Linked DNA regions of Homo sapiens: region 2 is linked to region 1. The links are chromatin loops, found by intact Hi-C in ENCODE. Cell type or tissue: breast epithelium. All regions are shown on one strand. Each heading gives the region's core, and the rest is flanking DNA. Links, peaks and the distances in the headings are about the cores only.

Region 1 (2,910 bases), core at 258-2,757:
AAAAAAAAAAAAAAAAAAAGTCCAGCGTGGCTTTGGCTTCAGGCATGGCTGGTTCTAGGGTTCCTTCATTCATTAATTTAGCCCTGGACCCAGGGCTGACTCCTATTGGATGAACTGGATCATGTGCTTGCCCCTGCCCCAATCACAGTGACCAGGGAGGGAGGAAGCGTACTGACTGGCCAGGCTTGGGTGGGCAGGGGATTGGGTGAGCCCTGTAGGAGTCACCTGGAAGGAGAGTGGGGAGGGGGATTCTCTGGAGAGAAATGGAGGTGAATCATTCAGGAGAGGGAAGTGGACTCTGGGCTGGAAAGCAGGAGACTCTGCCCTAAAGGCATGATGGCATTAGTGAGACTCACTGTACCTGGCCTGGGGAGGGACTGAAGGGAGTATGGGACCCTCTCCAGGAGCCCTAGGGCCTTGGCTTCCAACAGAGTCCTGGCAGCATCCCCCGACAGCCTCAGCAGGATGAATTTTGGGGGTCCTGGGAGCCTGAAGCGTGCACTCTTGGCTAGCGGGTCCGGGATCTTCTCTTCCTGGCTGTGGGTGTTTGTTGGAGAATGTCTCAATTTCTGGCTGAGGGAGAGGGAGAGGGTGTCACTCATTGAGTGTTCATTTATTTAACCCCGTAGACTTCACTCATCCATTCATTCATTCAGTCTTTCTGTAGTGCCTGTGCAGGGCTCTGGGGACACGATGATGACTGAAGCCCTGCCTCCTGGAGCGCAGGGAAAGCCTGGATTCTTAGGGGAGGTGAGTCGGAAGAGATGGAGCTAACCCTGGATCAGGACAGGCTTACTCAGAGGAGGTGACATTGAGCTGAAGGGAGGAGGTGACCATTTGTGGGAGGTGGGGGTAGGGAAAGGGAAGAAGTGCTTTCGAGGCAGCCAATGGGCTAAGATTCCAGTGACTAAATGGGGAACAGGATGTCTAAGGAGCTGGGGGTGGAAGGGTGTGGCTGAGCCTCGGGATGGGGGTTGGGCAGGAGGTGGCAGGGCCAGGCACAGAGGGCATTGTGGTTTGGTCACGTCAGGCTATGACCAAGGAACGGAAGGTTGTGGGGTTACCAAGGCCAGAGCTGGAAGCTTCTCTGCAGCTTATGTGCTGTGTGACACTGGGAAAGTTAAATGACCTCTCTGAGCCTCACTTTCCTCATTTATAAGATATTCTCAGAATTGCTGTGTTGATTTAGGCACGTGGATAATTTAGCATAGGTACTGGTCACAGTAGGGCTTTAAGTATCGATTATTGGTGTCAATCCTTATTTTCATAATTCCCTTTTGTGTGTAGAACGGGCTGTTGCTGTATGAGGAATTTGCTGGGTCAGAGCGCCCTCTGGTGGGCGTGGGGAGCCAGTTCAGGGAAGAAAGATGAAACCAGAGGTTTTGATTTTAAAGGGCACCACCCTCCCTCCCCTTCTTATTCTGTCCCTTCCTCCCTTTCTTTCCCTTTCTTCCCTCCACATGCATTCACCAGGGTCTGATCCTGCCTAGATGGGGACTGAAACAGCCCAGGTCCTACCTTCCCGGGGGGTTTACAGCCCGGTAGGGGGAGGCAGAGGAACCCCACCTGAGTAGAGCTTAACACTGGGGAGAAGGTGGGACTGCGGGATACAGGGCTTCATAGGAACCCGACTTGTTCCCGGGGCACTGGGGAACTAGAGAAAATTTTGGAATAAGGGAGGGGGAGGGTCAAGTTTGCGATGTCATGTGGATGAATGGGACGGGTGAGGCTGAGGCTGGACCCGACGGGGAGGCCGCAGAAGGCGTGGGCTGAAAGCGTGGAATGGTGTGGGCTGAAGGCGTGCAGGGCGTGGGAGGGGGATGTTGGGGCAAAGTCCAGGACCCTAGCCCACTCCTAGTTTGGGAGAGGAGTCTCTCTCACCCTCAGGGTTCGTCCCCAGCCTGGTGATCTGCTGGGAGCTGCCAGCCACTCATCTCTTGAACTGGCCCAGGCCTGGGGCCCTGTGTCCCCAGGCAGAGCTCCCATAGTTCCCCGTTAGCCTAGAGGGTCACAGCTCCCAGTCCCCCAGTGTGGGTCCTGCCACTCATGGGCCCTGGTGGGCCTGAGAATCTAGTGGGCCTCCTGGGGTAGGCTCTGTCCCTGAATGGGCAGAAACAACCTTTCAGCTCTCACAGTGGGGTGACATAGTGGACGAGGGATGGGGGATGCTGGGTCTCTGGACGCATGCCTGGGGGTCTCCCTAGGGGGTTGATGGTTTTGGCCTTCAGGCAGAAAGAACCTGGTGGCAAAGTTCCAGAGGTTAGCGGAGCCTAGCATGGAGGCGGTGAGTGGGGCTGCAGTGTGTGTGCGTGGGGGTTATGATGAAGCTGCAGGGAGCAGATCACGCAGGGCCGTGGGGAGAGCCAGGGCTTTCTGCGGGAGGCTCTGGGAGCCCTGGGAGGTTCCGAGTAGGGAAAGGACAGGGTCAGGTTTGTGCCTTAGGAACACCCCTCTGGAAGGGCAGGACAAGAGGCTGTGAGGCCAGGTGGAGGCTGAGCCAGGAACGTGGGCAGGAGAGGCCAGGTCAGGGCTGGGTGGGGCTGGAGGGTGAGAAGGGAATGGCTGGATCTGAGAGATGTTCAGGAGGCCGACTTGGCAGAAGAAGTGAAGTGACTGCCGGGCTGTGGGGGCTGAGGGGTCGGGAGGAGTCCAGGATGAGGCTCAGTCTCAGCTGGGTGATGGGGTGGAAGGTGGACTTCCCTGGGATGGGAGCAGCCTGCTTGGGGGTTGCTGCTGAGGCTGCGTCAGAGTTCCGGGCAACAGCAGCCTTTGGGAGGGGCCCCTTACCCCCCAGGACCCCGGATCCAGGCTCTCAGGAGTCCTGGGGCTGGGCAGGCAGCCAGAGGGGCCTGGCACTGAGCTGGCACGGAGGAGAACGGCCCTGCTGGCCCAGGCCCCTCGCTGTCTGGC
Region 2 (2,910 bases), core at 105-2,604, 68 kb after region 1:
CTTAAATGATCTTCCTGAGTAGCTAGGACTGCAGATGCGCACCACCATGCCCAGCTAACTTTTTTTTTTTGGTAGAGATGAGGTCTCACTATGTTGCCCAGGCTGGTCTTGAATGCCTGGCCTCAAACAATCCTCCTGCCTCAGTCTTTTGAAGTGCTGGGATTACAGGCATGAGACACTGTGCCCCACCACGACCTACATATTTTTAAATTACTTTTTTTGTTTGTTTGTTTTTTGAGATGGAGTCTCGCTCTGTTGCCCAGGCTGGACTGCAGTGGTGCGATCTCAGCTCACTGCAAGCTCTGCCTCCTGGGTTCACACCATTCTCCTGTCTCAGCCTCCCGAGTAGCTGGGACTACAGGCACCCGTCACCATGCCCGGCTAATTTTTTTTTTTTTTTTGTATTTTTAGTAGAGATGGGGTTTCACTGTGTTAGCCAGGATGGTCTTGATCTCCTGACCTCGTGATCTGCCCGCCTCAGCCTCCCAAAGTGCTAAGATTACAGGCATGAGCCACCGCACCCGGCCAATTTACTTTTTAATATTTTCCCCACATTAAAAAATAAAACATCACAGACTTTTTAAATTTTATTTATTTAATTTTTTTTTGAGACAGGGTCTTGCTCTTCACCCAGGCTCAAGTGCAGTGGCGTGATCTTGGCTCATGGCAGCCTTGACTTTCCAGGCTCAAGCCATCCTCTTATATCAGCCCCTCTGCAAGTAGCTGGGACTACAGGTGCAAACCACCATGCCCAGCTATTTTTGTATTTTTTGGTAGAAACAGGGTTTTGCCATGTTGCCCAGGCTGACTGCAGACTTTTAAAAGCACCCAAATGCATTATTCAAGCAACATTAGCCACTGTGGTCAGATTAACGATAATGCAATAATTTTTTTCTGTTCATCTCTGTTTTAGATTTGCACTTTTTGTAATGGTATGAACAATTAAGAGGATTAGGGAACTGTGCTGGTCTGTGCTAAAGTTCATCACAGGCAGGGCACATCCAAGCCTTTAAACTTGCTCCCAGGTGTCCTGGTTCTAAATAGCACATCTGTCCCACTTAATTAAACTCAGGCATGACTCTTGCAAACCCCTTGGGTCCTGGCTCTTGTTCAGGCCTGAATGGCCACATAATAGCAAGAGAATGCGTGGCAGGTCTCAGCTTGGCAACATGACATGAGGCATCATCCCAGTGCCCAGGGTAAGATTTGGTGTTTCTTCTGTGACTCTCCTTTTTTTTTTTTTTTTTTTTTTGAGACTGTGTCTCGCTCTGTTGTCCAGGCTGGAGTACAGTGGTGCAATTTCAGCTCACTACAACCTCTGCCTCCTGGGCTCAAGCCATCCTCCTGCCTCAGCCTCCTGAGTAGCTGGGATTACAGACATGCAAAGTGCTGGGATTACAGGCGTGAGCCACTACGCCCGGCCAATTTTAATTTTTAAAAGACAGGATTTCACTCTGTTGCCCAGGCTTGAGTACAGTGGCATGATCACGGCTCACTGCAGCCTCCACCTCCTGGGTTTAAGCAATCCTCCTGCCTCAGCCTCCTGAGTAGCTGTGACCCCAAGAGCACACCACCTTGCCCAGCTAATTGTTTTACTTTTTTTTTTTTTAATAGAGACAGCTCCCTATGTTGCCCAGGCTTGTCCTGGCCTCAAGCTGTCCTGCTGCCTCAGCCTTCCAAAGTGCTGAGATAACAGGCATGCACCACCACACCCAGCAGAGTCCCACTTTTCATCTTGTGTCTTTGAATATTTCAACCACAAACAATAAATACTTATATTCATTTATTTTAAAGTAACCAGAGATAGTACAACCACTTTGGAGAACTGTTTGGAAATTTATTAAAAAGTTAGACATACCCTGGCTGGGCTCAGTGGCTCACACCTGTAATCCCAGCACTTTGGGAGGCTGAGGCGGGAGGATCACTTGAGGACAGGAGTTCGAGAGCAGCCTGGCCAACATGGTGAAACCCCGTCTCTACTAAAAATACGAAAATTAGCTGGGCATGGTGGCGGGCTCCTGTAATCCCCGTTACTTGGCAGGCTGAGGCTGGAGAATCGCTGGAACCTGGGAGGTGGAGGTTGTGGTGAGCTGCGATCACGCCACTGCACTTGAGCCTGAGTGACAAAGCGAGACTCTGTCTCAAAAAAAAAAAAAGTTAGACATACCCTTATGATATGACCCAGACATTCCACTCCTAAGTATTTACCTAAGATAAATGAAAATATATATCCACCAAAGATGTGTACACAAATGTGCATAATAGCATACTTATTCATAATAGCCTAAATCTGGAAACAGCCCAAATGTTGTACCACATTTTATTTATCCATTCATTGGTTGATGGACGTTTGGGTTGCCTCCACTTTTTGACTATTTTGAATAATACCACCATGAACATTGGTGTACCAGTTTTTGTGTGGGCATAGATTTCTCTTGTATATAGCTAGGAGTGGTACTGCGGTAGGAGGTGGAGCTCAACTCTAGAGGTAGGGCTTAGACACTGGACCAAATTGAGACCTAGCTAAAACAGGTCTGGGGTGGAAGCAGCTTTCTAGAAGACATGGCCACCACTGTACCATGCCAGTTTACCGTTGCCATGGTAACACCTGGAAGTTACTGCCCCTTTCCATGGCAATGCCCTTGACAACCCTGAAGTTGCCAGCTTTTTCCTGGAAATTTCTGCATAAACCACCCCTTAATTTGCATATAATTAAAAGTGGGTATAAATATGACAGCAGCACTGCTTCTGAGCTGCTCCTCTAGGCACACTGCCTATGGGGTAGCCCCGCTTTGCAAGGAGCAGTCTCTCTGCTGCGGCTGTGCACTGCGGCCTCAAGAAAAGTTGCTATCACCACCAGCTTGACCTTGAATTATTTCAAGGGTGAAGCCAAGAACCCTCCTAGACTAA

What was found. Peaks named below come from ENCODE experiments on the same cell type or tissue, not always from the same donor. Only the 100,000 strongest peaks of a DNase experiment are listed, where the experiment ranks them.
Region 2: a loop joins it to region 1, with 17 times the contacts of the local background. A loop is called at or near these places in 1 of 110 quality-filtered maps.

Annotation. Positions count from the first base shown.
Region 1 is chr19:46,528,160-46,531,069 of GRCh38, reverse strand. It overlaps the pseudogene PPP5D1P. Among named protein-coding and RNA genes, the nearest start is that of PNMA8B, 34 kb to the right of the region's middle. RefSeq lists a silencer at 112-221. In breast epithelium, for the core only: a CTCF peak has its summit at 1,341 (motif pointing left); DNase peaks (open chromatin) are centred at 985 and 1,361.
Region 2 is chr19:46,459,934-46,462,843 of GRCh38, reverse strand. No RefSeq gene overlaps it. Among named protein-coding and RNA genes, the nearest start is that of PNMA8A, 10 kb to the left of the region's middle. In breast epithelium, for the core only: no CTCF peak of the experiment used is centred there; a DNase peak (open chromatin) is centred at 1,123; H3K27ac peaks cover 281 bases.